2 separate regions of the Homo sapiens genome follow, and region 2 is linked to region 1. A link is an interaction called in ENCODE POLR2A ChIA-PET data of the cell type or tissue named here. Cell type or tissue: PC-9. All regions are shown on one strand. Each heading gives the region's core, and the rest is flanking DNA. Links, peaks and the distances in the headings are about the cores only. Region 1 overlaps PATL2 (PAT1 homolog 2). Region 2 has its middle 57 kb from the start of TRIM69.

Region 1 (15,192 bases), core at 4,046-12,045:
CAAAAGGAACCCGGCAGATACCAAACACCTTCACTTTCACATCCCCTCTTCAATTCCTTCATTAAGTTCTAGCACAGCCTTTTCCATCTGCTCTGCCCCACCCAACGCCCTTTCTATTGCCTCTTTGAACAAGTTCCACCTGCCCTGACTCACTGCAATTTAACCCTACTGTGTGCCATATACTTTACGTGCATATGTTCATTTAACAGTAATATGAGGCTGTCCTGGGTTGTTGTTGATAATTTTACTAGGTTGGTGAGAAAAATAAAGCCCAGAAGAGTGACCTTTCAGTCACCCATTATGATATAATTAGCAAGTGGAAGAATTTGGAATAACTTCCAGTGACTCTGGACATCCAATCCCATATGTGAAACAGACCAGCAACCTCTGCATGCTGGGGCATTTTATATAACATCACGGCCCACTTGTTGATACCTTCAAGGCAATTCATCTTGGCAGGCTGGTGGACTTCCTTCTTAGCCGTGTCCTCCAGTGAAACAGCATTGCCAGCCTCTGGAAGGTAAACCTGAGACAAGAAAGAGGCCAAGAGGCACCATCCTCAGTCAGTAAGGATGACATGGCACCCTAAAACAGCCATGGAATCCTCCCAGCAAGATGGTTAGAGAATTCTTGGCCATGGTCTTGAGGAGAGAGACCCTGGGGTCTCAGACTGCCATAAACACCCACCCTCCCAGCTCGGCTCTAGGGAGCTGTCCCACAAAGGGACAGAAATGAGGCACAGGCTAGAAGCAGGAAGAGAAGTACTTCCCAACCGACATCACCAGTCACCGTCCGAGTGTGGTGATGCCTTGCTGCCGACACCCACCACCTGACTGTTGCTGTCCTTTCTGTTTAAGTTATTCATAGCAGCCTGGGCCAGGACCTGTTTGCCGCTCCTGGCTTTAAAAGTCCCAGCTCCTCCCCTGCTCACCCATTAAAGGGCTAGCATCCTCCATCCATTGGGGCCTGATGGAAATATGAGAACATAGTTTAATGATTAAAAAAACGCTTGAATGGAGAAAAGACATAAACTGCATTTTTAGCCATCCATGGCTTTTAGTACAGTTTATTGGGATTGATATTTGGGGGCAGATAGTTAAAAAGAGGATCCCTGTTTTCCACACCCTTCATTGGTAGTTTGTGAGGTTGCATTTAATTTAATCCCTAGGTTTTGCTTCAACAAAATTGGATAGGAAAGTCCTGGGTAGATCCTGGGGAGGATGCCTAGCAACCACATTCCTGGCGCTTCAGGGCAGCGTACTTGAAGCCCTCAAGTCCACCTGATGATGCTTGCCCTTCACCGGGTCATGTGAGCTTAAGTCAGCTACTCAGCTCTGACTGATGAGAGACCCCTGTGAATTTGGAAGTCAGATCTTCATGGTAAAAACACTTTTGCATGAGATACACAGTCTTACATCTTCTTGGCTGCTCTAATGGCAAACTGGTCCAGAAGCTCAGGAGTAAAAACAAATCAACAACAACAAAAACAAAAACATAGCTGCTCCTGGTAGGCAAAACCCAACACCCTCCCAAGTCTCATCTAACCCTCAAGCAACCCTGGGTTCTGTGCCCACATCCTGTGTTCAGCTGAAACCCACATGACTTTGTAGAACTTCTGAATAAGAATAAAAACTAAGTTAATTTCCCTACATCAAAAATGAAAGTTAGGACCCTCTTGTCATGGTGATAAGACCATGATTCTTGGTGCCTTTAAAGGAAAATATTTGTTTCAGAAGTTTTACTGCAGGTCATAACTATATGGGTGGGGGAACAAATATAAGTAGCTTGAAAGTTACTGAAAAACTTCTCATATATCTTGAGATAGCATCTTACTCTGTCACCCAGGCTTGAGTGCAGTGGCATGATCTTGGCCCACTGCAGCCTCCACCTCCCGGGTTCAAGATTCTCCTGCCTCAGCCTCCCGAGTAGCTGGGATTACAGGCGGCCACCACCATGCCCAGCTAATTTTTGTATATATATATATTTTTTTTCAGTAGAAACAGGGTTTCGCCATGTTGGCCAGGCTTGTCTCAAACTCCTGACCTCAAGTAATCCACCTGCCTTGGCCTCCCAAAGGGCTGGGATTACAAGCACAAGCCACCACACCCAGCTGGGTTCTGGCCTTTTTGGTAATGTTATTCAGCTGTTTCTCTCAGGAACTTCCTAATAACGTACTTTAGCACTATTAACAAAAGGACCACATGGTGAATTTCAGTGTTCCAGAGGTGATTCATTAGGTTGTTGTAGAGACTAGATCTTAAGGAGAAACTTGTTGCATGAAGATTTTCATTCTGAAGGGACTTCTGGTACTGACTAGTACCAAAGCAGGTGGACTAGGGCTCAGTCTTAAAGATCACAGCCCTGCCCTGGCTGTTTGGAGTTTCACTTGGGACCTACTGTTTTTTATGAAGGTCCCCTACCCTTATCTGAAGTCTCATATGTCTACTGATCCCCTAGATGTTCTAACTTTCCTGCCATCATTTCATTATGTTAAGTTCAAGCCAAGCCTATGTTAGGCTTGGGGTAAACAGTGAATAAAGCAGATGCTTCCCACAGCCTGTTAGAGCTTCTTCTAGAATAAGAAGTACACACAGGTACACAGGATTGTTGGGTCAGATTTTAAAAAGACATTAGAGTGGCTCATACCTGTAATCCCAGCACTTTGGGAAGCTGAGGCAGGAGGATAGCTTGAGCCCATGAGTTCAAGACAAGCCTGGACAACATAGTGAGACCCCATCTCTATTAAAAATTTTTTCTTAAAGAAAAAAAATGACATTAGAAATATTTACATTTGCTACATAAAACACTCTTTTATGGGGAGATTTTTTATCCATTGTTTCAGGTTCTTTAATAGCAGTAGATCTAGTCTGGCTTTCAATTTCTTCTTGAGTTTTAAGTTATATATCTTCTAGGAATTTGTCCATTACTTATAAATTTTCAAATTTGTTGGCATAAAGTTGTTCATAGTATAAGTGTATTTAAAAATCCATGCTATAACTGTACTTTGTCTCTCCTGCCCCCTTTCATTTACTTGTTTATTTTGAGACAGAGTCTTGCCTGTCACTCAGGCTGGAGTGCATTGGCACGATCTCAACTCACTGCAACCTCCACCTCCTGTGTTCAAGCAATTCTCCTGCCTCAGCCTCCAGAGTAGCTGAGAATACAGGTGCACACCACCATGCCTGGCCAATTAATTTTTTTTTTTTTTTGAGACAGAGTCTTGCTCTGTCAGCCAGGCTGGAGTGCAGTGGCACCATCTCGGCTCACTGCAACCTCTGCCTCCTGGGATCAAGCAATTGTCCTGCCTCAGCCTCCTGAATAGCTGGGATTACAGGGGTGTGCCATGCCCGGCTAATTTTTGTATTTTTAGTATAGAAGGGGTTTCACCATGTTGGCCAGTCTGGTCTTGAACTCCTGACCTCAGCTAATCCACTTACCTCGGCCTCCCAAAGTGCTGGGATTACAGGCGTGAGCCACCGTGCCTGGCCAATTTTTTTTTTCTTTTTCTTTTTCTTTTTTTTTTTTTTTTTTTTAGTAGAGATAGGCTTTTGCCATGTTGGCCAGGCTGGTCTCAAACTCCTGGCTTCAAGTGATCCACCTGCCTCGGCCTCCAGAGTGCTAGGATTACAGGCGTGAGCCACTGCGTCCGGCCCTTTGTCTCCCTTTTTATTCCTAATATTATTCATCTCCTCCTTTGTTCTTCTTTCTAGAGTTTGTCTATTTTATTAGTCTTTTTAAAGAACCATGTATGTCAGGTTTCCTTCAGGAAATAGATGGTGTATTCAAACTGGATAATCTAATAAAGTTATATTTATAAAAGTATAGAAAGAGTATAGTGAAACCACAAGTAATAGCAGAATCCCCTGGGACTGGGACAAGAGGATGGAGCAGTCACCAGAACCTGGAGACAGAGAGGGCTGCCTGGCTTCAGATAATGTCAGCATCTGTGCTGTATGAGTTCCAGTGTGGCAGCCCTCTCCTAAATTACCCCAATTCCCTCTGGATCTGGGATCTGCTCCCTCCTCTTGCCCCTGAGGTCTGGGGGTGGGAAAGGCTCCCCACTCTTGCTAGTTCCAGGGTGCTTCACTGGCCTTTATGAGTTTCCCTTCACCCTGTTCACACCTTGGTGAATATTCTCTTCCTGACATGCTCCTCAGTTACACCACTTGAATGTGCCATCTGCTTCTTGTCGGGACCATGACTGACACTGCTCCATCACCAGCCTGCTGAGCTGTTCTTTAATTTGTCCTTGTTTAGCTGCCTTTCCCATACATCCCTCATCAGTGATTCTAAAAAATAGGCATTGTCCTCCTCCAGTCTTCCATACAACTCCCATCTCTACTCTCAGCAGTCAACCTCACCTCTTATGTTATGGGGAAAATAGAGGCCATTGGGGCTGATCCACTTCAATTCATACTTGGAGGAAATTATACACAGCCACAGGCCCCCCACCTTGCACTTCCAGGTGGGGGGCTCTCCTCCTCTTCAAGTCCAGACTCTCTTCCTGGATGCTTGGCCCTTCAGCCACTTTTCTCTGTGTCTTGAGCCTCTCTGTTTTCCCCTTTCTTTTTCTTAGTGTATAGGATAGAAATATCAGGATGTGTCCACTTCTTGGAGACAAATCCCTGTCTTGTTTTTGTTTCTTATTTTAACTGCCCTTCAGGTCTCTCCTACCTAACAAACCAAACTTCTCCATTTCCTCACATCATTCCTTCAACTGTTGCTTTCTGGCTTTTGACTCCATTATAGTGGTGGCAACAGGGACAAACAGACATAATCTCCATAAGCCCCTTCAACACTTTTTCTGGACAATTGACAATTATTTGACGTATTAGTTCTCTGCAAATGCAGGGTCAAGACAAGTCCCCTACCCTTACTTCCACCTAGATGCCACCTATATAATTCTCGGGCTTGAAAAAGTATATCTGGAGCTAACATTACTAGTTACTCCGCAGAGACTTTTCTCAATACCATTACCAGTGATTTTTCTTTCTTTCTTTTTAGTTTTAGAGATGGGGTCTCGCTCTTTCACCCAGACTGGAGTGCAGTGGCACGATTATAGCTCACTGCAAACTTGAACTTCTGGACTCCTGCCTCAACCTTCCAAGTAGCTGGGACTACGGCATACACCACCACACCCAGCTAATTTTTAAAATTTTTATAGAGATGGCGTCTCGCTTTTTTGCCCAGACTGGTCTCAAACTCCTGGGCTCAAGTCGTCCTCCCACCTTGGCCTCCCAAAGTGCTGGGATTACAGATGTGAGCCACTTCTCTCGGCTGTGATTTCTTAACTGTAAGTGCAAAAGACATGTTTCAGTCCTGACCTTAGCTGACATCTCTACAGCATTCAACACTGCTGATCACATCCTCCTTGGATCTCTGTGCTCCCACAGCTTCCCAACACTTGTCTCCTGGCTCTTCCAGTACCTCTTGGGTCATTTTTCTTTGGCCCTTTTCCTGCTCCCCTCATCTTCTTCCCATCCTTTGAATATCCGCTTCCTCAGGCTACTTCTCAGTCCTCTATATATCAAATATTCTTAATCTGAGGATCCCCTGAAATTGTGTATATGTTGGTGTGGTTTTCAGTATGTTTGTTTTTCTGGAAAGAGCATCTGTAGCTTTTATCACATCCTCAAAGGGATCAAGGATCTGCAAAGGTTAAATCCTCTGCAACCTGATATCCCTGGGCAATCTCATCTCATGCTGATGATTTCCAAGTTGTTTTGTCAGATCAGACACCCCTCAACTTACAACACCTCAGTGTTTCTCATGTCCCATTCTTTACATAAAGCATAAGCCCCTTTACAATCTGGCCCTGACTGTCATAGAAAGCAACCAGTCTCCTATCTTAAAGTTCCCTACCTTCTAGATTGAGTTTCAGAAATAGTAAACTGCTTTTAGCTGCATGGAGAAATTAGGGTTCCACTTTAGCCTTCTCTCGTAATCGCTGTGCACCAGGTTGTCCCTACACTGGAGACCTCTCGCCCTTGGTCTGGGAGCTATATTCTGTTGTTGATTAAGGCAGCTTTCTGTTCCAGTTCTGTCTTTCCAATGATATTGAAAGTGTGTATCTTAGCAGGTAATATGCTGTGCATTATGTCATATAAGCAACATGAAGTTACAAAGTAAGAGTTGTTTTAATTGGAAGGTGATTTCAGAATTGTCTTTATTGAATGGTCTTATTCTAATATTCTAGTTATTCAAATGGGAAAAACAAACTCGGCCCAGGATTCATCTCCTCCAGGAGGCCTTCTCAGATAGGCTTTTCCCTTCCAGCCTGGGATAGGCACCCTTATGTGTGCTCACTGATCCTTATGCTTTTTGCTCATTGCACCTACCACACTGTGTCGTCATTCTGTTTCTAAATTTGTCACTCCCACTTGCAAGCAGAGATGTTCCTCATCTCTGTGCCCCTGGCACTTAACACAGTCTCTGGAACAGAGTAGGTTCTTAGTAGATGTTGACTGAGCTGAACTGGAATGGAAAATTATGGACCTTTCCCTGAGAGAGAGACTTCTTCAGAGGGGTTTCTTGCCAGCCACCTGGGTGTGTCCTACTCCAGCTCACTCCTCACGTTCTTCCCAAGAAATTTCATTCCAAGAAACAAACCAGAATATCTAAGCCAGAAATCATAAAAGAAAAGATACGTAGATTTCACTAAAGAAAGTTAAACTTCTATATTGAAGACATATTTATGCCAAAGTAAATGCTAGATGGAGCAAAGATTTAAACATAAAAAAAATCTCAAAACGGTGGCTGGCAAGATGGCCAAATAGGAATAGCTCTGGTCTGTAGCTCCAAGAGAGATCAACACAGAAAGTGGGTGATTTCTGCATTTCCAACTGAGGTACCCAGCTCATCTCACTGGGACTGGTTAGACAGTGGGTGCAGCCCACGGAGGGTGAGCCAAAGCAGGGTGGGGCATTGCCTTACCCGGGAAGTGCAAGGGGTTGGGGAACTCCCTCTCCTAGCCAAGGGACTGTGAGGGACTGTGCCTTGAGGGACGGTGCACTCTGACCCAGATACTACGCTTTTCCCATCCTCTTCACAACCCACAGAACAGGAGATTCCCTCAGGTGCCTATGCCACCAGGGCCTTGGGTTTCAAGCACAAAACTGGGCAGCTGTTTGGGCAGACACTGAGCTAGCTGCAGTTTTTTTTTTCATACCCCAGTGGCGTCTGGCATGCCAGCGAGACAGAACCATTCACTCCTCTGGAAAGGGTGCTGAAGCCAGGGAGCCAAGTGGTCTAGCTCAGTGGATCCCACCCCCACAGAGCCCAGCAAGCTGAGATGCACTGGCTTGAAATTCTCACTGCCAGCACAGCAGTCTGAAGTCAAGCTGGGACACTTGAGCTTGGTGGGGGGAGGGGCGTTTGCCATTACTGAGGCTTGAGTAGGTGGTTTTCACCTCACAGTGTAAACAAAGCCACCAGGAAGTTCAAACTGGGTGGAGTCCACTGCAGCTCCGCAAAGCTGCTGTAGCCAGACTGCCTCTCTAGATTCCTCCTCTCTGGGCAGGGTATCTCTGAAAGAAAGGCAGTAGCCCCAGTCAGGGGCTTATAGATAAAACTCCCATCTCCCTGGGACAGACAGAGCACCTGGTAGAAGGGGCAGCTGTGGGCACAGCTTCAGCAGACTTAAACATTCCTGCCTGCTGACTCTGAAGAGAGCAGCGGATCTCCCAGCATAGTGCTCAAGCTCTGCTGAGGGACAGACTGCCTCCTCAAGTGTGTCCCTGACCCCCATGCCTCCTGACTGGGAGACACCTCCCAGCAGGGGTCGACAGACACTTCATACAGGAGAGCTCCGGCTGGCATCTTGTGGGTGCCCCTCTGGGACAAAAATTCCAGAGGAAGGAACAAGCAGCAATCTTTGCCGTTCTGCAGTCTCCGCTGGTGATACCCAGGAAAACAGGGTCTGGAGTGGACCTCCAGCAAACTCCAACAGACCTGCAGCAGAGGGGCCTGACTGTTAGAAGGAAAACTAACAAACAGAAAGGAATAGCATCAACATAAAAAAAAAAAAAATCCACACAGAAACCCCATCCGAAGGTTACCAACATCAAAGACCAAAGGTAGATAAATCCATGAAGATGAGGAAAAACCAGCACAAAAAGGCTGAAAATTCTAAAAACCAGAACATCCCTTCTCCTCCAAAGGATCACAACTCCTTCCAGCAAGGGAACAAAAGTGGACAGAGAATGAGTTTGATGAATTGACAGAAGAGGCTTCAGAAGGTGGGTAATAACAAACTGCTCCAAGCTAAAGGAGCATGTTCTAACCCAATGCAAGGAAGCTAAGAAGCTTGAAAAAAGGTTGGAGGAATTGCTAACTAGAATAACTAGTTTAGAGAAGAACATAAATGACCTGATAGAGCTGAAAAACACAGCACAAGAACTTTGTGAAGCATTCACAAGTATTAATAGCTGAATTGATCAAGCAGAAGAAGGAATACCGGCGATTGAAGATCAGCTTAATGAAATAAAGCAAGACGACAAGATTAGAAAAAAAAAATGAAAAGTAATGAACAAAGCCTCTGAGAAATATGGCACTATGTGGAAAAGACCAAATCTACATTTGATTGGTGTACCCGAAAGTGATGGGGAGAATGGAAACAAGCTGGAAAACACTCTTCAGGATATTATCCAGGAGAACTTCCCCAACCTAGCAAGACAGGCCAACATTCAAATTCAGGAAATATGGAGAACACCACGAAGATATTCCTCGAGAAGAGCAACCCCAAGACACATAATCATCAGATCCACCAAGGTTGAAATGAAGGAAAAAATGTTAAGAGCAGCCAGAGAGAAAGGTTGGGTTACCCAGAAAGGTAAGTCCATCAGACTAACAGTGGATCTCTCTGCAGAAACCCTACAATCCAGAAGAGAGTTGGGACCAATATTTAACATTCTTCAAGGAAAGAATTTTCAACCCAGAATTTCATATCCAGCCAAACTAAGCTTCATAAGTGAAGGAGAAATAAAATCCTTTACAGACAAGCAAATGCTGAGAGATTTTGTCACCAACAGGCCTGCCTTACAAGAGCTCCTGAAGGAAGCACTAAACATGGAAAGGAACAACCGATACCAGCCATTGCAAAAACATACCAAATTGTAAAGACCATCAACACTATGAAGAAACTGTGTCAACTAACGGGCAAAATAACCGGCTAGCATCATAATGACAGGATCAAATTCACACATAACAATATTAACCTTAAATGTAAACAGGCTAAATGCCCCAATTAAAAGACACAGACTGGCAAACTGGATAAAAAGTCAAGACCCTGCCAGGCACGGTGGCTCACGCCTGTAATCCCATCACTTTGGGAGGCCAAGGCGGGTGGATCACGAGGTCAAGAGATTGAGACCATCCTGGCCAACATGGTGAAACCCCATCTCTATTAAAAATACAAAAAATTAGCTGGGCCTGGTGGCACACACCTGTAATCCCAGCTACTTGGGAGGCTGAGGCAGGAGAATTGCTTGAACCCAGGAGGCAGAGGTTGCAGTGAGCTGAGATTGCGCCTTTGCATTCCAGCCTGGGCAACAGAGTGAGACTCTGTCTCAAAAAAAAAAAAAGAAAAAAATCAAGACCCATCAGTGTGCTGTATTCAGGAGACCCATCTCATGTGCAAAGACACACATAGGTTCAAAATAAAGGGATGGAGGAATATTTACCAAGGAAATGGAAAGCAAATAAAGCAGGGGTTGCAATCCTAGTCCCAGATAAAACAGACTTTAAACCAACAAAGATCAAAAGAGACAAAGAAGGGCATTACATAATGGTAAAGGGATCAATGCAGCAAGAAGAGCTAACTATCCTAAATATATATGCACCCAATACAGGAGCACCCAGATTCATAAAGCAAGTTCTTAGAGACCTACAAAGAGACTTAGACTCCCACACAATAATAGTGGGAGACTTTAACACCCCACTGTCAATATTAGACAGATCAACGAGACAGAAAATTAACAAGGATATTCAGGACTTGAACTCAGCTCTGGACCAAGTGGACCTAATAGACATCTACAGAACTCTCCACCCCAAATCAACAGCATATACATTCTTCTCAGCACCACATCGCACTTGTTCTAAAATTGACCACATAATTGGAAGTAAAACACTCCTCAGCAAATGCAAAAGAACGGAAATCATAAAAAACAGTCTCTCAGACCACAGTGCAATCAAATTAGAACTCAGGATTAAGAAACTCACTCAAAACTGCAAAACTACATGGAAACTGAACAACCTGCTCCTGAATGACTACTGGGTAAATAACAATATTAAGGCAGAAATAAATAAGTTCTTTGAAACCAATGAGAACAAAGACACAACGTACCAGCATCTCTGGGCCACATTTAAAGCAGTGTTTAAAGGGAAAGTTATAGAACTAAATGCCCACAAGAGGAAGTAGGAAAGATCTAAAATTGACACCTTAACATCACAATTAAAAGAACTAGAGAAATAAGAGCAAACAAATTCAAAAGCTAGCAGAAGACAAGAAATAACTAAGATCAGAGCTGAACTGAAGGAGACAGAGACATGAAAAACCCTTCAAAAAATCAGTGAATCCAGCAGCTGTTTTTTTGAAAAGATCAATAAAATAGACAACTAGCCATACTAATAAAGAAGAAAAGAGAGAAGAATAAAATAGACACAATAAAAAATGATAAAGGGGATATCACCACTGATCCCACAGAAATACAAACTAGCATCAGAGAATACTATAAAAACCTCTATGCAAATAAACTAGAAAATCTAGAAGAAATGGATAAATTCCTGGACACATACACCCTCCCGAGACTAAACCAGGAAGAAGTTGAATCCCTGAATAGACCAATAACAAGTTCTGAAATTGAGGCAGTAATTAATAGCCTACTAATCAAAAAAGTCCAGGACCAGATGGACTCACAGCTGAATTCTACCAGAGGTACAATGAGGAGCTGGTACCATTCCTTCTGAAACTATTCCAAACAATAGAAAAAGAGGTAATCCTCCCTAACTCATTTGATGAGGCCAGCATCATCCTGATACCAAAACCTGGCAGAGACACAACAAAAAAAGAAAATTTCAAAGGTCAATATCCCTGATGAACATTGATGTGAAAGTCCTCAATAAAATACTGGCAAACCAAATCCAGCAGCACATCAAAAAGCTTATCCACCATGATCAAGTCAGCTTCATCCCTGGGATGCAAGGCTGGTTCAACATACACAAATCGATTAACGTAATCCATCACATAAATAGAACCAATGACAAAAACCACGTGATTATCTCAATAGATGCAGAAAAGGCCTTCAACAAAATTCAACACCCTTTCATGCTAAAAACTCTCAATAAACTAGGTATTGATGGAACGTATCTCAAAATAATAAGAGCTATTTATGACAAACACACAGCCAATATCATACTGAATGGGCAAAAACTGGAAGCATTCCCTTTGAAAACCAGCACAAGAAAAGGATGCCTTCTCTCACCACTCCTATTCAACATAGTATTGGAAGTTCTGGCCAGGGCAATCAGGCAAAAGAAAGAAATAAAGGGTATTCAAATAGGAAGAGAGGAAGTCAAATTGTCTCTGCTTGCAGATGACATGATTGTATATTTAGAAAACCCCATAGTCTCAGCCCAAAATCTCCTTAAGCTGATAAGCAATTTCAGCAGTCTCAGGCTACAAAATCAATGTGCAAAAATCACAAGCATTCCTATACACCAATAATAGACAGAGAGCAAAATCACGAGTGAACTCCCAGTCACAATTGCTACAAAGAGAATTAAGTACCTAGGAATCCAACTTACAAGTCATGTGAAGGACCTCTTCAAGGAGAACTACAAACCACTCCTCAAGGAAATAAGAGAGGACACAAAGAAGTGGAAAATCATTCCATGCTCATGGATAGGAAGAATCAATATCGTGAAAATGGCCAAAGTAATTTATAGATTCTCTGCTATCCCAGCACTTTAGGAGGCCAAGGCAGGCAGATCACGAGGTCAGGAGATTGAGACCATCCTGGCTAACACAGTGAAAACCATCTCTACTAAAAATACAAAAAATTAGCCAGGTGTGGTGGCGGGTGCCTGCAGCCCCAGCTACTTGGGAGGCTGAGGCAGGCGAATGGCGTGAACCCGGGAGGCAGAGCTTGCAGTGAGCCAAGATCATGCCACTGCACTCCAGCCTGGGTGACAGAGCGAGACTCTGTCTCAAAAAAAAAAAAAAAAACTAGCTAAATAATAATAATAATAAAAAAAATGCTATCCCCATCAAGCTACCATTTACTTTCTTCACAGAATTAGAAAAAACTACTTTAAATTTCATATGGAACCAAAAAAGAGCCCGCATAGCCAAGACAATCCTAAGCAAAAACAAACAAACAAACAAACAAAGCTGGAGGCACCATGCTACCTGACTTCAAACTATACTACAAGGCTACAGTAACCAGAACAGCATGGCACTGGTATCAAAACAGATATATCGACCAATGGAACTGAACAGAGGCCTCAGAAATAACACCACACATCTACAACCATCTGATCTTTCACAAACCTGACAAAAACAAGCAGTGGGGGAAAGGATTCCCTATTTAATGAATGGTGTTGGGAAGACTGGCTATCCATATGCAGAAAACTGAAACTGGACCCCTTCCTTACACTTTATACAAAAATTAACTCAAGATGGATTAAAGACTTAAATGTAAGATTGAAAACCATAAAAACCCCAGAAGAAAACCTAGGCAATACCATTCAGGACATAGGAGTGGGCAAAGACTTCATGACTAAAACAATAAAAGCAATGGCAACAAAAGCCAAAATTGACAAGTGGTATCTAATTAAACTAAAGAGCTTCTGCACAGCAAAAGAAACTGTCATCAGAGTGAATGGGCAACCTACAGAATGGGAGAAAATGTTTGCAATCTATCCATCTGACAAAGGGCTAATATCCAGAATCTACAAAGAACTTAAACAAATGTACAAGAAAAAAGCAAACAACCCCATCAAAAAGTGGGCAAAGGATATGAACAAACACTTCTCAAAAGAAGACATTTATGCAGCCAACAAACATATGAAAAAAAGCTCATCAACATTGGTCATTAGAGAAATGCAAATCAAAACCACAAAGAGATACCAACTCATGCCAGTTAGAATGGTGATCATTAAAAAGTCAGGAAACAACAGATGCTGGGAGGATGTGGAGAAATAAGAATGCTTTTACACTGTTGGTGGAAGTGTAAATTAGTTCAACCATTGTGGAAGACAGTGTGGTGATTCCTTAAGGATCTAGAACCAGAAATACCATTTGACCCAACAATCCAATTACTGGGTACATACCCAAAGGATTATAAATCATGCTGCTATAAAGACACATGCACAGCTATGTTTACTGCAGCACCGTTCACAACAGCAAAGACTTGGAACCAACCCAAATGCCCATTAATGATAGCCTGGATAACGAACATGTGGCACATATACACCATGGAATACTATGCAGCCATGAAAAAGGATGAGTTCATGTCCTTTGCAGGGACATGGATGAAGCTGGAAACCACCATTCTCAGCAAACTAACACAAGAACAGAAAACCAAATACTGCATGCTCTCACTCATAAGTGGGAGTTGAACAATGAGAACACATGGACACAGGGAGGGGAACATCACACACCAGGGCCTGTTGTGGGGTGGGGGACTAGGGGAGGGATACCATTAGGAGAAATACCTAATGTAGATGACTGGTTGATGGGTGCAGCAAACCACCATGGCACATGTATACCTATGTAACAAACCTGCATGTTCTGCACATGTACCCCAGAACTTAAAGTATAATAATAAGAAGAAAATCTCAAAAATACTAAAAGAAAATATATGAATGTTGGCCAAGCATGGTGTCTCACACCTGTAATCCCAGCACTTTGGGAGGCCGAGGTGGGCGGATCACCTGAGGTCAGGAGTTCGAGACTAGCCTGACCAACATGGAGAAACCCCATCTCTACTAAAAATACAAAATTAGCCAGGCATGGTGGCACATGCCTGTAATCCCAGCTACTCGGGAGGCTGAGGCAGGAGAATCGCTTGAACATGGGAGGCGGAGGTTGCCATGAGCTGAGATAGCGCCATTGCACTCCAGCCTGGGCAACAAGAGCGAAACTCCGTCTCAAAAAAAAGTGAGTGTTTTCTAAATGTAAAGACGGACCTTCTAACTATCACCCCAAATCCATAGGCTATGAAGGGTGGCTGACAAATTTGTCTACAAAAAAATTTAAGATTGCTGAGTGGCAAATATAAAACCACAAATAAAGTCAAAATATTTTTTTTTTTTTTTTGAGACTGGGTCTCACTGTGTTGCCAAGGCTGGAGGGCAATGGCACAGTCACAGCTCACTGCAGCCTCCACCTCCTGGGCTCAAGTGATCCTCCCACCTCAGCTTCCTGAGTAGCTGGGACCACAGGCACACGCAACCATGCCTGGCTTTTTTTTTTTTTTTGGTATAAACAGCATCTCACAATGTTGTCTAGTCTGCTCTTGAACTCCTGGGCTCAAGTGATCCTCCCACCTTGGCCTCCCAAAGTGCTGGGATTACAGTCCTGAGCCACCATGCCTTTATTTTTATCTGGTAATCTTAAATTTACCTTTGAAAGTCATTTAAAAAAACTTATGGGTAAAAATTATTTTTGTTGTTTCTGAAGATGTTAAGAGTTCAGAAAAAGAGATATTTATGTTAAGCTCAGATCTTTTTAGCAATAGCTTCTTCACAACTGCTTGTTATCATATATTATCCAATCAGTAACCATGTCAAAATTAACATAATGCTGTTGACAGATAACATAAAAATAAGTTTGCTATTTTCTCTGACATTTACTTTGAAAATTCTTTACTTTAGTTAAGTGTGAATGTCTGTTAACACAGAATGTCTGTGTCCTTATGGAGACTGAGAAATCTTTGACCATGCTTTTTACTTTTTCAAATAGAAAAACTGTCCTAATTTAAATAATAATTTAAATTTATATTTTAATTAATTATAAAAATATGAGCTTTGGGGAATATAGGCTAAGTGTATAAAACTACTTTTTTTAACTGATATTTTATGTTAAAATATATTTGGTTATAAAAAACTCAAAAATGTTATTGTTTTTCAAAACCATGCCTCTATTTACATTACAGGAAAGGTGCACATATAGACAGAGAAAAGTTGAGATTT
Region 2 (15,192 bases), core at 29-8,028, 110 kb after region 1:
GGTCACTCTCAGAGTATTTACCAAGAGAGAGAAGGAAGTCAGTACTCCACAATTCTCCTGGATTTGTAATCCCTTGCTCTTCTGCTGGCTTTTAATTTCTATCTGGATGGCCTACTATGAGGCTGCCCTGACCAGATTCTTCCCCAGAACAAGGAGCTTTCAGTAAGTGAGAAGAGAGGAGTGACGAATCACACTCCACTTTCAGAGTGTCTTGTTATGGAAAATTTTCTTGCATCGCATCCGAGAGCATTAACATAAAATAATTGCACTAGGCCGGGCGCAGTGGCTCATGCCTGTAATCCCAGCACTTTGGGAGGCCAGGGCAGGCAGATCATGAGGTCAGAAGATCGTAGCCATCCTGGCTAACATGGTGAAACTCCGCCTCTACTAAAAATACAAAAAAAATTAGCCAGGTGTGGTGGTGGGCACCTGTAGTCCCAGCTACTCGGGAGGCTGAGGCAGGAGAATGGCGTGAACCCAGGAGGTAGAGCTTGCATTGAGCAGAGATGGTGCCACTGCACTCCAGCCTGGGTGACAGAGCGAGACTCTGTCTCAAAAAAACAAAACAAAACCAACCAAACAAAAACTGCATTAATGTTAGAAAGAACTTATGAGAACATTGTAAAAGTATCAGTAGAGCACACATTCATTCATTTCTTTAACAAATAAGTATTGAGCAACTTCTACATGCCAGATATTGTCCTAGCCACAGGAAACACAGCAATAAAAGAAAAAAAAAATCCTGCTTTAGAAGGCTTACATTGGAGTGAGAAGAAACAGACAAATAGTTATCGGCATCTGACCATAAGGTAGGTTAAGGAAGAATAAAGTAGATTAAGGAAGACAGAATTAGGAATATAGGGAATGAGAATACTGTTTTAAATGCTGAAAGATAATCTTTCTGAGGAGGTGACCTTGAGTAGAGACAGAAAGAAATGAGGGGAAAGTATGCAACAAATGTGGAAGAAAAGCACTCCAGACAGAGAAAAAGCGCATGGGAACATGCACGTTCATGGAGAGTGAAGAGGGGAGGGTGGATGAAGAGTCGTGTGCTGGCAGCGAGAGCAGGGGTGGTGGGAGCAGCCCACAGAGCACCTATGGCCAATGGAAGGATCAGACTTTCACTGTGTGCAATATAAGAAGCCACTGGAGAGTTTTGAACAGAACAGCAACATCTTCTGGTCCACGTTTCTAAAGGGTCATGTGGATTGCTGTTGCAGGATAGGTGGTGGAAGGGGCAAAACCAGGTAGGAGGCTATTGCCACAGTCAAGACCAAAGATGGGGGTGGCTTGAATCAGGATGGGAGCAGTAGAGATGATGAGACATGGTCAGATTCTGAACAAATTTTGTAGGTAGAGCTGACATTATTTGTTGATAAATTGGCTACATGGACTGTGAGTGGGAAATAGGAATCAAGGCTGACCCCAAGACTGCTGACCCAAAAAGCTGATAGAATTTACTGAAAAGCAGAATACTGCAACAGAAGTAAATCAGAGGTAGGTATGAAGCGAATTAAGAGTTTGATTGGAGATGTATTCAGTTTGAGATGCATGTTACACGCCTCAGTGGAGCTGGCAAGTAGGCAGTTGGACTTAAAAGTTGGACACTTACAGGAAACGTTAACTGCTGAAGTTACTTTTGGAAGTTATTACCCAGATAGCTGGTACTTGAGCCATGGAAGTGAAGTTTACAAAGACAGAAATCTTCTTGTTAAGGCCCCTTGGATTTCAATAATCTACCAGATTTGTGCAATAGTAGACCAAATCAAAAATAAATAGAACAATAAAAATCTGTCTCTGGAGCCTACATAGTCAAAGTAGAAAAGCCTTTGGACCTTTAAGACTTGCAGTTTACTAGCTCTGTTCAAGTAATTCAATGACCACAAAACATGTGTGAGCATATGAGGATGCCCAAAGAAGGGAATTTAGACCAAGATCATAAAAAAGTTTTCATAGAATACATCAAAAAGACATCTGATACACACACAAACACATACACACTAAATGCAAGATAGATAGAGGTAGATATAGACTTACCATGGACATTTATGCTTAATTATCCATAAGGAATAGAATCAAGTTCCATTAATTTTTTTCAATTCTTTCTCTAACTCAAGACTTTCAAACCTCCTCTCTCTTTTGTTGTCCCTTCCTTGCTCATCTCAAATCAAAATCACAATTTATAAGATCACTCTTACCAAACCAAAGAGACTTGGGGGGAACAGTAATTTTTATGAGCTAACTTGGGATCTGTTATCATTTTTAACAGATGACACTTGATTTCTCACCTGATGTACTAAAGAATGGCAGAACGAAAGCCTCTAGGGAGAAAATGAGATTTTCATAACTTAAACACTAAAAACAACAGCCCCATAACACTGAATGTCATTATCAAGCAGCGAACACTCTCGCCTCTCTTGTCAACTGTGGTGTGCACGAGATGCCTTTCAGAAGGCCACACGTTCGTTTACACTCATGCCTACCCACCACGCCACCCCCATCACAATCAGACACACACACACACACACACACACACCCCACCAGCAATCATGCTATTACCTCTGGCACACTTGGAAAACATGTGTCAGAGCTAGAACCTTCTCTTGTCACATTATCATAAATTACTGCACAGGATATGAGTCTGTGGTTGCAGACCATTTTTTTCCTTACGTGGTGAATTTGGCCAGAACTGGTGAGAATAATGAATGCAGCTGTACATCCAATGTGCAAGGAGGATAGATATTCAGACCCAGGGTGAATTAGAGAAAGAAAAATCCCCAGCAAGAGGGACGACCCAGCTCACTCAAGCTTTGTCAGTCACTGTTTACTTCATGTTCACCCATAAAATAGATAATGACAATATTTTCCTATATATTTCTAAGCTGCTGGTCTCTGGGGAAGTCTAAAAGTTCACAGTGGACTTAAAAATATGTACCAAATCTTTAGCAGACAATAAAAGAGATGTGGAATCAGCATTTTATCAATCACTGGATTAGACCTTCCTACACCCCAGGCAAGGGACTATTTGCAAGGCTACCAAAAAGCAATGAGCCTTGTCCTACTCCACTGTTTTGTCCTTAAATTCTGTTGTAAGTCTTTTGGGGGAAGCTTTACCTCCGGAATCTTGTCGTGGAGTATTCTAGAGGGGAAAAAGACAGCATAGCACACCACACCACACCAGACTACACAAACTCACCTCTCTCTCTCTTCCTACCCCACCAAGCCCCTTCTTCAGTGCCTTCGGGAGGGCTGCCTTTCTTATCCTAGCATGGCCTGGAATTAGCAGAATACAGGATTAACACTTTATGTGCTAGGCTTCAAGAAGAGTTTCAACACCCACGGTGCATGTTAGAGTTTGAAAATGCCTTCATGCCCTTTACCACAGTGAATACTTCCAACAAGTCTCTGGGAGAAGCAATGTGGGCATTATTCTCCCGTTTCATAATTGAGAAGGGAAGGCTCAGAGTTAAGGCAGCACAGAGGCCAAGGTAGGAAAAGGCTGGCAGCAGGATATGACCTGGAGGCTCATGAATTGAGGTCCACCTGCAGGAACTATATTCACTTGTCTTTCTCTATAGGAAAAGATTCTGGTCTCAGGCAGACCCTACTGCCACTCAGACAAACTTATTAATTCCTCTAAGCCAATTCATTCATCTCTAAAGTTAATTTATTATACCTGCAAAGGCAGTTATGATTAAGGAAAATGGAGAATAGAAAGCACCAGGACCAGGACCGAGCATGTGTTCTGGGGATGTTAGTTTCCTATGTGTCTCTTCTCCACTCCTCCTGCCCCAGCTACAATCCTCACAACACTATTACCATTACTATAATTGTTACTTTGATGTGATTACACCTAACCTGTTCTCTGTGCTTACTACATACCAGCCACCCCATACTTAATTCTTGCCACAATGCTATGAAGTACCACTATTATCCACCTTATTTGAAAGCCTGAAAAAAAAACTGATTGACAGGACAGTTGTACAGAGTTGAGAATCCTTCTCTGGTCTGAGTCCCATGTCACAATCTCAGCCACTTTGGAACACTGCCTGGATGCTCAGGCCTCCTGCTCAGCCCACTTGTTCTCACTAGCTTTGAACGTCTGCCCTCTCCCTCTCCATTCTCATGCCCTGGTTCTCACCTGACCTAAACAACCTTGTAACTAGATTAATAAACAGCTTGTAGGACCTGGCCCCTGGTGCCATTCACGTCTCTCACCTAGGTTTGTCAGATATAGTAAAGAAAAATATAGAACTCCCAATTAAATTTGAATTTCAGATAAATAACCATGTTTAAGTATAACTAGGTCCCAAATATTACACGCTATGCAGACTTGCGTGAGACATATTTGTACTAAAAATTATTCATTATTCATCTGAAATTCAAATTTACATTGGTATCCCATATTTTATCTTGATAACCCTAGGCACTTCCCAATCCCCAGTAGACTCTGCTATTCTGTGTGTCCCATGTCTATAAACCCTGCTGTAGTGGTTATTACATCAGTGGATTTTGAAAAATCACACCTCTATTATTCACAGCTTACAGAGTTCCCTCCCTTTGAATCTCAACTAATTTATGACTTGCGTTAGTAAAACTGCAATGGCAGAGTCTCTTCTAAGCCTAGGTTTTAAGAAGCCCTAGAAAATAGTACTGGGGCATGTATATCAGCTATCTATTGCTGCATAACAATTTCTGATTTTGCACTCTTATAATCTCTGAGCTCTCAAATAAGAAGTCTTACTACTCTGCTGGAAAGACTATATGTATTACTTTACTTCACAAGGTTTTTATGAAATGCAAATGAGAATGGGATGATTTAGATCAGCTTCCTCAGGAGTAGAACTCAAGACCAGGACACACACACACATATATATGTTATATATGTTTAGAACGTGGGGTGGCGGGAATCATTCCAGCCTTTCACACATTGCAGTCAAGACACATCTTTCAGCTTTCTCTCACTTGCAGCTCAGAATCGTGTTGTATAGCAATAGACTGAGACTCTCACGCGTGCAGGGAAATCCACCCAGGACCCAGGAAGAAAAGGGAATATGAATCACTAATACTCTCTAGTGGGCTATGGCCCACTAATCCCTCAGTTTCTTCTCCAGCAGCTCCTTATTAGACCAGGAGAGTCTCCCTCACCCCTGTCTTACTTGCAAGACAGGAAGTAACTAAACAAGGGACAAGGGGACAAGGTGGGAAGTGTTGGTCACATCCATTCTAGGCACTCAGCAGTTTCTTGCCCCACTGAGAGGCACTGGTGTCATGTACTCTAGTGGCTGAGTTTTTGTACCAAGAGGTGTTTTTTTTTTTTTTTTTTTTGAGATGGAGTTTCACTCTTGTTGCCCAGGCTGGAGTGCAATGGCACCATCTCTGCTCACCACAACCTCTGCCTCCTGGGTTCAAGCAATTCTCCTGCCTCAGCCTCTGGAATAGCTAAGATTACACACATATGCCACCACATCTGGCTAATTTTTGTATTTTTTTTAGTAGAGATGGGGTTTCTTCATGTTGGTTAGGCTGGTTTCGAACTCCCGACCTCAGGTGATCCGCCCACCTCAGCCTCCCAAATTGCTGGGATTACAGGCATGAGCCACTGCACCTGGCTGAGAGGTGCTCTTAACTCCCACTCTGTACAGGGAGAGTGGCTGGGCCTAGACATTTCTCTCAGGAGCAACCTCCCTCCCAAAAGCTGGACCAGACCTCTCATATCTTGGGAAGAGTTGGTGCCCAAATAAAGGATCTTTAAGAACCACCTGGCCTAAGCTAGCACATAGTTCAAAGGAACGTTCTGCCCTCAACAAGGAGGAAAGAAAGGGGTCAACACAAATCTGGGGCCAAGGGGCCTGAGGAAATCTACTGTCTATTGAGAATATGATATAGGCCATGATCTCTATTATTTATGATTTTACAAACTCATTTTAATGGCTGGAACCAAATATCTTATGAAAAAATAATTTTTGCTTAAGGAAAATACTTTGCTAGACTGCGTTGACTGGAGAAATTAAAACCCCAAAAGTTTGGTGCATAAGAAGACAAGGAAATTAAGATAACTCAATTGTTCTACCTAATAAATTAAGTTTTTGGAGATTGGAGTAAAGATGGGATGAATCTGAAATAGGGAGAGAGAGAAGATGTAAGTCTAGGAGTCTACTCCTCACTAGGACTAATGTTAATCTATTAGTCTCTTTATCTTTAGTCTCTTCTCACAGGGATGGCTTCTACCCCTAATGTTGTAAAAATGACCATCCCCCTCCTAAGAAATTCCTGCCCAGCCCTGCTTCCACTTTAAGTCTTAGCCTTATGTTTCCTATTCACTTCCCACTGGAGCTCCTTGAGTCACCCCTGAGGTGGCCCAGGCTCTGGGCTTCATTGTATCTGGCCAGGATGCCTAAGCTGCCCATCACCCCTAAGCACTGTCAGGAACCCCACAGTCAAAGGCTCTGCAGAGTCAAGTAGCCTCCCACTTATCCAAGTCCTCATCTGTCACTCTTGACATCTGATGAACTTCCAAAGATGCCCCAGTTATCAATGAACAGGGCAACTGCCTCCCACCTCTAACATCACACCAGGCTGAAGTATCCATAAAGGCCTGTCTTATCTACTTTCAACAGCACCGTGAGAAATGACCCATGTCCAAGGCCCCCTATAGACAAGCAGACTGTGCCTATCTTCCTGCTGACTCTCTAGTATTGAGGATTTTTTTTATTCTTCTTTGCTTTAAAATGAAGTGTTTATAAAATGTTGCTAAACCCAGGACTGTAAGCTACTTGAGAACATGAAATGTGTTGTTTCCATCTCTGCCCCTGCTACAGCCCTCATGCTGTCAGCAAGTGATGCTGCTTCCAGGGCAAGCCAGGGTTCTTGCCCTGTTCTGAGTAACTGGAGTCACTGATCAAATTGACATCTTCTAAATTATAGTTCCATCTAATGGTGAGAATGTGGGGAAATGGGCATGACCAAACACCACTGGTGTCAAGTGAATTGATCTACTCTCTGTAGAGGTACTGGCAATAATAATCAAGAGCCCTGGTGTCCATGCCTTTTAATCATATAATTTCACTTTGGGAAATGTACCTAGAGGAAAGTACGAAGCTTCATGTGTAAGAAAATTCTCATAAGGAAATATTTGTAATATTTGGAAATAGCCAATATGCCTAAGATTTTAATATATATGATGAAATATTTTGTAGGCATAAAATATTTCATAGGCATTGGCTGGGCACGGTGGCTCATGCCTGTAATCCCAGCACTTTGGGAGGCCGAGGCAGGCGGATCATGAGGTCAGGAGATCGAGACCATCCTGGCTAACACGGTGAAACCCCATCTCTACTAAAAATACAAAAAAATTAGCCAGGCGTGGTGGCGGGCGCCTGTAGTCCCAGCTACTTGGGAGGCTGAGGCAGGAGAATGGCGTGAATTGGGGAGGCAGAGCTTGCAGTGAGCTGAGATGGTGCCACCGTGCTCTAGCCTGGGCGACAGAGCGAGACTGTCTCAAAAAACAACAACAACAACAACAAAAAAATATATATCATAGGCATTGAAAAACAAGGTTTGAAGAGTATTGATATGGGAAAATGTTCATTTTAGATATATGAATATATTTATGTGTATTAAAATTTAATCCCTTTAAAAGGACAAGTACACTAAAACACAAATTTATGAATGATCTTTTTAAATTTTCCTTATTTCTTATGACTATACTTAGTATAATATTGCTTCATAATTAGAAAACATAAATAAATCTATCAAGTTTGTAATCAAAAATCAAGTGTTTGTGTCAGAGTCATTAAAAGGCAAAAGACTATTATGTTATATTTATTCCATAGCCAATTATCAAGCAGCTCCTACATAACCAGGCACCACGGTTGAAGCTGGGAATTCTAAGATTACTAGAACTCACTTTCTATTTTTAAAAGTTCACTCAGTGCAATAGGGGTTTATTTGTCATCTGCCAATGACCATAAAATGTGGTTGGTGTAATGGGAGCACAAAGGAGGGAATTCTGGCTCTGTTGGAAGAAGGATTTTAAGTTTCATAGAGGAAATGATACTACTTCAACTATCCTCAGTCACTCATTCATTTATTCATTCTGTCAACAACCTTGTTTCAAACACCTACCATGTCCCAGGCACTGTGCTAGCACTTTGGGAGGCCGAGGTGGGCGAATCACGAGGTCAGGAGATCGAGACCATCCTGGCTAACACGGTGAAACCCTGTCTCTACTAACAATACAAAAAAGTTAGCCAGGCGTGGTAGGCACCTGTAGTCCCAGCTACTGGGAAGGCTGAGGCAGGAGAATGGCGTGAACCCAGGAGGCGGAGCTTGCAGTGAGCCGAGATCACACCACTGCACTCCAGCCTGGGCAACAGAGTGAGACTCTGTCACAAAAAAAAAGAAACAAACAAAAAAAAAGAAACACAGAATCAAGCACAGACAGGCCACTGTGAAGATTTAGTTCATGGTTAGCAGGAACAGATCTTCCCAAGTAGTTCTGGAAATGAGGCCAAACCCATTTGTTTCCATATGGTCCCAGACAACCAAAAAAAAGACAGAAAAATTTCAAAGGGTAATGGAAAAACTTCCAGGCATCGTATGGTCATTCATCACATCTAACTGGCATCTTGACTCCTGAAATGCTGGATAAATCTCCCTTGGAAGTTAGCCATGTAACTGTCCTATACATGTGGACTTTATTTTTCAAAGTAAAGGAATAACTTTTTATTCAAGGATTCCTAAGCCATGTCCCCTAACCAAATTAAATATTCTTTCCCCACTGCAGTCATTTATGTTATTAGTAGTATTATTTTTCTTTCTTGTATTATCCATTTAACAATATTTCTGGAGAACCTACTGTTCACCGAGCTTTTTTGTGGACACAGGAATAGAGTACTGAGTAAAACAGTCCCCTCCTTTCATGGAATATATATTCTAGTTGGGGTTTTGGGTGAGACAAATAATAAACAAAAAAAGAAGTAAATATATATGACATATATTACAGTATAGATACATAAAAATACACATACTGAATATATGATATATAATGGTGATTAGGGAGAAAAATAATTGAAAATTGTGGAGATACAGAGTTCCAGTGATGAGAGGAGTTTGCTATCACACATAGAATACTCAAAGAAGACCTCACTGAGCTTGTGACATTTGAGCAGAGAGCTGAAGGAAGTGTGGAAGTTAACTGCACATACCTGCGGAAATAAAGTTCTGGGCAGAGAAAATGCATGTACAATGGCTCTGAGGCAAGAAATGCTTGGTATGTCCTAGGAAAAGGAAGGAAAACAATGTCTCTAGACTGGAATGAGTGAAGGGATGAGTATAGGACACGAGGTCAGAGAGGTGTACATAAATACTTGCTACTAGACCTCAAGTTCTAAAAAGTGAGGACCAAGTCTTAATCATCTTTATACCTTCCCTAGCTCTTACTAAAGCAACTGGCACATAGAATGCTTTAATAAAATGTTCATTGTAGTTATAATGAATGCATAGTTTATTTATGTTTTATGTCATTTCTAGAGCATTCCTTTTATTATTATAAAGAAATTGGCCAGGCCCGGTGGCTCACACCTGTAATCCCAGCACTTTGGGAGGCCAAGGCAGGCAGATCACCTGAGGTCAGGAGTTCGAGACCAGCCTGGCCAAACCCTGTCAAAACCCTGTCTCTACTAAAAATACAAAATTAGCTGGGCGTGGTGGCACATACCTGTAATCCCAGCTACTCGGGAGGCTGAGGCAGAAGAATCGCTTGAACCTGGGAGATGGAGGTTGCAGTGAGCCGAGATCACGCTATTGCACTCCAGCCTGGGTGACAAAAGCCAAACTCCTCACCAAAAAAAAAAAAAAAAAAAAAAAAGAAATTAAATTTAGTTTTCATTTCTATTAACTAGGTTTAATTCGGAAATCAGTAGATATAATTCTGTTAGATGGATGGATGGGTGGGTGGGTGGGTGGGTGGATGGATGGATGTGTAGATGGACCAACAGATTTAGATATACAGATGTCAGATTTGAGCAAAACCCTAGATCCTGGCCATGATCATACATCTGTACCCATGGCCAGGATCCAATGGGCCTCTCAATTTATCCTTAACTTGCTTATTTGCAATTTTATCCATCAAGTGATGCCACATGAGGAATTTAAATATCTGGACTAAGTAGGAGAGGTTATTGTTTGCTAAAGCACCACTGTCCCAAGCTCAAGAATGTTATGCTATTGGCATTTATAAGCCCAGTTCTAGGCATCATTATCTCAGTGGCCTTGAGACATTACCAGTCTATCTCAGAGATTCAGACTTGTCTCCTGATTGTATCTCTATCTCTTTCTCACTTCTTGGATGATTTACAATTACTTTCTCTCTGTCTGTTCCAGCACAACACTAACAAGTAAGGGCTCAGCTGACTTAGTCACACTTGAAGTCCATGAGAGGACTACAAGCCATTGATATCCAGTGCGTTCTGGATCAAGTTTTTGTTCCTTTTTTCATTTACCTGGGTGCTAGTCAAGCCTGAGGCTTAACTAATATGGGACCAAATTAAATGCTAAATGAATAAATTAATGAGCAAGGCTTAGATCTCAGTCAGACCTTGCAAGAAGGAAAGAGAGACCATCCATTAAGTTGAAGTTTAACAAATTTTAAGTTTGTTGTAAAATTTTTACTCTGATATTTGAAGAAGTAAGAGATTCATTCTTGGCACATACCTTCAGTTGTTTCTGTGAGGTTGGTAAATCCATTTTCCATGTTGTTATTATAACAGATCTGAGGACATTAATTGATATGTTTCACTAGAATGTGAGTTCTGATAAGGATGTCAGAGATGAATACAACACATTCTCCTGCAAATGCACTTTGGAAATGCCTTGTCTCACATATGGTATAAATTCTAATTGATATCTTTCACCAAGTATTCATTTACACCATGCTGTTTATGGCAGAAATTCCCTATATACTATAACTGTTGTCCAAATATAAGACTTCTCATGATAAATTTCTCTTGGCTTTGAATGTCAGGGGAAGTTTATGTCTTCTACACAACTGGTCTATGTGTTTTCGTCTGACAATAATAACTAGACAAACCATTGGATTTCCCTTTTTCTGTCTTGTCTTTTAAGAATTTCAAAGTTTGAGCATTAGGCTCCATTTCATTACCCCTCACTCCAGACTCCTAGTATATATTCCTACTGCTGACACTGCATGATTTCTGATCTTCATTTAGCTTTATTTCAGCTTTTCCATTGTTTTGAGCTTTACACTGAGGTTTGGAGAAGTTTGAGGGATGCCTCCATGAGAAACAGGAAGAATATATATTGTTAGCAAAGAGATACGTAACTTATTGCTTGAAGAGATTTGACAGTCATGTAGACTTGAACTAAAATATCAGCTTCAGTACTTGTTAAAAGTGTGAACCTGACTGAGCAAATTGCTTAAATTATCTGAACTTTAGTTTCTAAGAATAATAAAATTTTGTGAGAATTAAATAAGATAATGCATAGAGAATGCTTAGAATCCTATCCAGCACCTTGTATGTGCTTAATAAATGATATTTCTACGTAACAAATAAAAGCCATTGAGAGACAACTTTAATTTATACAAATAATTAAACAAGGAGTGTTTCTTGAATATAATAGAGTAGCTAAAGGTTCAGACTTAGAAATCACGTTATGTGGGTTCAAACCCCTACTCCATTATTTTCTATCTGTAACCTTAGGCGAGTTTTATTATGCCTTCATTTCCTTATATTAAATGACAATAAAAACAAAATCTACCTCATAGGGTTATTTTAAGGAGGCAACACAGTATAGATGCTTAAAAGTTTCCAGCACACAAGCATGTAATAAATGCTATTACTGCTTTAACTAGTATTATTATTAGTTGACTCTAGATTCAAACTAAATTTTTTAGAGATTTCTACTCCATTTTGGCCTCAAGAAAAACTGAATATAATAAATAATGAAAACTGAATTGGCCTGGGAATACAAAGATATTTTTTCTGGGTTTATTTTCACTTCCACACTGGGAGCTTTATTGATAACTTTAGAGATAAACATTTATGTGGAAGTAAATACACAACACAAGCCCAGAAAGGTACACACTGTAACTTTTTTATAACAGAAAGGAATTGTTGGGGATAATGTATTTCTCTCATGCTTCTGAGTCAAAAACCAAGCAAACTGAAATAGCCCAACACCATCATGATCGATTCCTTGTTTTTATTTCATTTTACTCTTTGCAATATGTTTTCATATTTAGTCATATCTCTTTTGATCCTCAAAGTGAGCCAAATAAGAGGACAGGACAGGTAGTTATTATCAATGATAAAGTGAAGAGTTGAGTGAAGTGACTACTCAGGGCCACCCAGTTGGCAAGTGACTGAGCTGGATTCAAAACCAGCTGTCATCCTTTTTCCTCACACTACACACATTGCCCTAAGTCAGACTTCCACACTGGAACTGTTTAATCTGTTAAAAAAAAAAAAAAGAAAAGAAAAAGAAAAGAAAAAGCTGATTCTGCAGTGACCACTGAGACATCTAAACAGAAGCCTCACCTTACCCCCCCTCAGGAGACAGGGCCATTGGACGGTCAGAGTGCCCCTTTCCTGTTGTTTCTTGTGCATCTGGATTCAGCACACAGCCCTGTCATCCCCCAGCTGTCCACTAAGCACCGCCATCAGCAATAAAGGAGTTACCACTTAATCTCTGGTACTTAAAATGGGAAATTGAAGCATATAATCACAGGATTAGAAACAGCTGAATCTAGGGACGCTGAAAAACCCTTTAGAACAAGTTGCCAAATAGTTTTGCTCTTTGCCAAAATATCTTTTCTCTTTATTTAACCCTTTCTGAGTTATAAGAGAAATGCAATTACAACCATGATATTCTCTACTAAAATGAACAGCTTCTGCTGTCTAAGAAAAAAAGGAAAGATTCAAAAATATACCTGTGACTATAATAGCTCTTGGGAGGAGGAAAAGCCCTCTTGAGTCATCCAGAGTCAGGCCACTTGGAAATTGACTATACATGTAGGTTGGGAACTAGGCTGGTTATTAAGCTACTGTATCTTAGCACCACCCACTCACCTGTTACTCTGTTACATGATTTTGAGGCTGGACTCCACAAATAAAATTTATCCTTTGCCATCTGGTTTCCTGTTAGGCTCTGCCAATAAAGGGTATTAGAGGAAGACTGCAAACCTAGAGGATGGCAAAGGGATTTGCCCCTTGCTCTTTGCTTTCTGTGTCTGTCAACATCCCCTCAGCAATAGTTCTTCACCCTAGCAGCAGCATTTGGGTCTAGGTCTTTTTTTTTTTTTTTCTAATTTCCAGAATCAGCCTCATTGGAGTCCCTGCAGAGACACCAGCACCAGCCAGGTGGCACCTCCTGCTCCGTGGTCTTGTTCTCAACTTTATGGGGCTCTTCATCCAAGCTTCTAGGTTCAACTAATCCACTCTACCCTTTGCTCCCCTGTTCTAACGGTGGAAGATATTTCCTGTAGTTTGCATATCTTTCTGGAGTTATAGTTTTCTAAATACCTGTTTAGCAATTCGATTCCCTATATTAAATTATCCCTGTTAAAATAACTGGAATGGTTTCTGTTTTCCTGATTGGACCTTGATGGATACAGGATCTAACTTTATTTGTATTTCAGATATAGGTTGGAATGGTCACTTTCCCAAAACTTTTATTAATTTATTAATCCAAGAGAACATATGATATGTCTGGCATTCTGCTGAGGACTGGGAAAAGAAATATAAGTGTCTTCTACTAATTTAGTCCAACAAACCATGAGAATACCCAGATAAACCCTATGCAATCTGAAGTGCTAAAAGAGATATATAAAAATTGCTGTGGATTTTTTAAAAAGAAAGGAGTATGCTATAACAAAAGTATCTTAGAAAAAAAATTTTTTTGAAACAAAAAAATGGGCTGGGTGCGGTGACTTACGCCTGTAATCCCAGCACTTTGGGAGGCCAAGGCAGGTGGATCACAAGGTCAGGAGATCGAGACCATCCTGACTAACATGGTAAAACCTCGCCTCTACTAAAAAATACAAAAAATTAGCTGGGCGTGGTGGCGGGCGCCTGTAGTCCCAGCTACTCGGGAGGCTGAGGCGGGAGAATGGCGTGAACCCGGGAGGCGGAGCTTGCAGCGAGCCGAGATTGTGCCACTGCACTGCAGCCTGGGCGACAGAGCGAGATTCCATCTAAAAAAATAATAATAATAATAATAAAATAAATAAATAAAAAAGGAACAATTAATTTTGTTAAGGAGGATTCAAAGACAGATAAATAAAAGAACCATACTGAAAAGATTGAAAATGAAGGTTTTAACATAGACACAGGGAAGGGAACAACACACACTGGGGCCTGTGGGGGAGAGGGAAGGGGGAGAGAGAGCATTAGGAAAAATAGCTAATATATGTTGGGTTTAATACGTAGGTGATGGGTTGATAGGTGCAGCAGACCACCATGGTCCACGTTTACCTATGTCACAAAACTGCACATCCTGCACATGTACCCTGGAACTTAAAATTTTAAAAAAGAGAGAGAGAATAAAAGAAAAATAAAAAAAGAAAAGAAAATGAAGGTTTTAAAGGGCCACGTGAATTTACTGTTTTTTCATTCTCCGCAAATTATCACAAGGACAAAAAAACCAAACACCGCATGTTTTCACTCATAGGTGGGAATTGAACAATCAGAACACATGGACACAGGAAGGGGAACATCACACACCGGGGCCCGTTGTGGGATGGGGGGAGTGGGGAGGGATAGATAGCATTAAGAGATACACCTAATGCTAAATGACGAGTTAATGGGTGCAGCACACCAACATGGCACATGTATACATATGTAACAAACCTGCACGTTGTGCACATGTACCCTAAAACCTGAAGTATAATTAAAAAACAAGACAAAACTGTAGTTGTTTTTAGTTTAAAATAGTTTAAAAACAACTATTAGCACTCTCAATTTTCATTAATTATATCCATAACTTAAAAACTATTAAACCAATCTGGCCTGTTGAATCTCTGCGTAATTCTTCCAGCCATTCAGATTACATTAATTTGTAATATACCACCTTCCACAGGAGTTGTATTTCATATTTCATAACCCTCCCCCACAAACACGCACACAAATGGTAAATTTGTTAACTCTCTTTTCAAGGAACACACACTCTTAC

Evidence for each region. Peaks named below come from ENCODE experiments on the same cell type or tissue, not always from the same donor. Only the 100,000 strongest peaks of a DNase experiment are listed, where the experiment ranks them.
Region 2: POLR2A ChIA-PET joins it to region 1 with 10 read pairs; 3 of 35 experiments call an interaction of 5 or more read pairs at or near these places.

The regions. Positions count from the first base shown.
Region 1 is chr15:44,676,040-44,691,231 of GRCh38, forward strand. It overlaps PATL2 (PAT1 homolog 2), which reads right to left. Exons shown (of 18, transcript NM_001387263.1): 4 at 436-526. The coding sequence starts at 451. Among named protein-coding and RNA genes, the nearest start is that of SPG11, 20 kb to the left of the region's middle. In PC-9, for the core only: no CTCF peak of the experiment used is centred there; a DNase peak (open chromatin) is centred at 7,392; H3K4me3 peaks cover 885 bases; H3K27ac peaks cover 467 bases.
Region 2 is chr15:44,786,356-44,801,547 of GRCh38, forward strand. No RefSeq gene overlaps it. Among named protein-coding and RNA genes, the nearest start is that of TRIM69, 57 kb to the left of the region's middle. RefSeq lists a silencer at 6,435-6,623. In PC-9, for the core only: no CTCF peak of the experiment used is centred there; no DNase peak of the experiment used is centred there.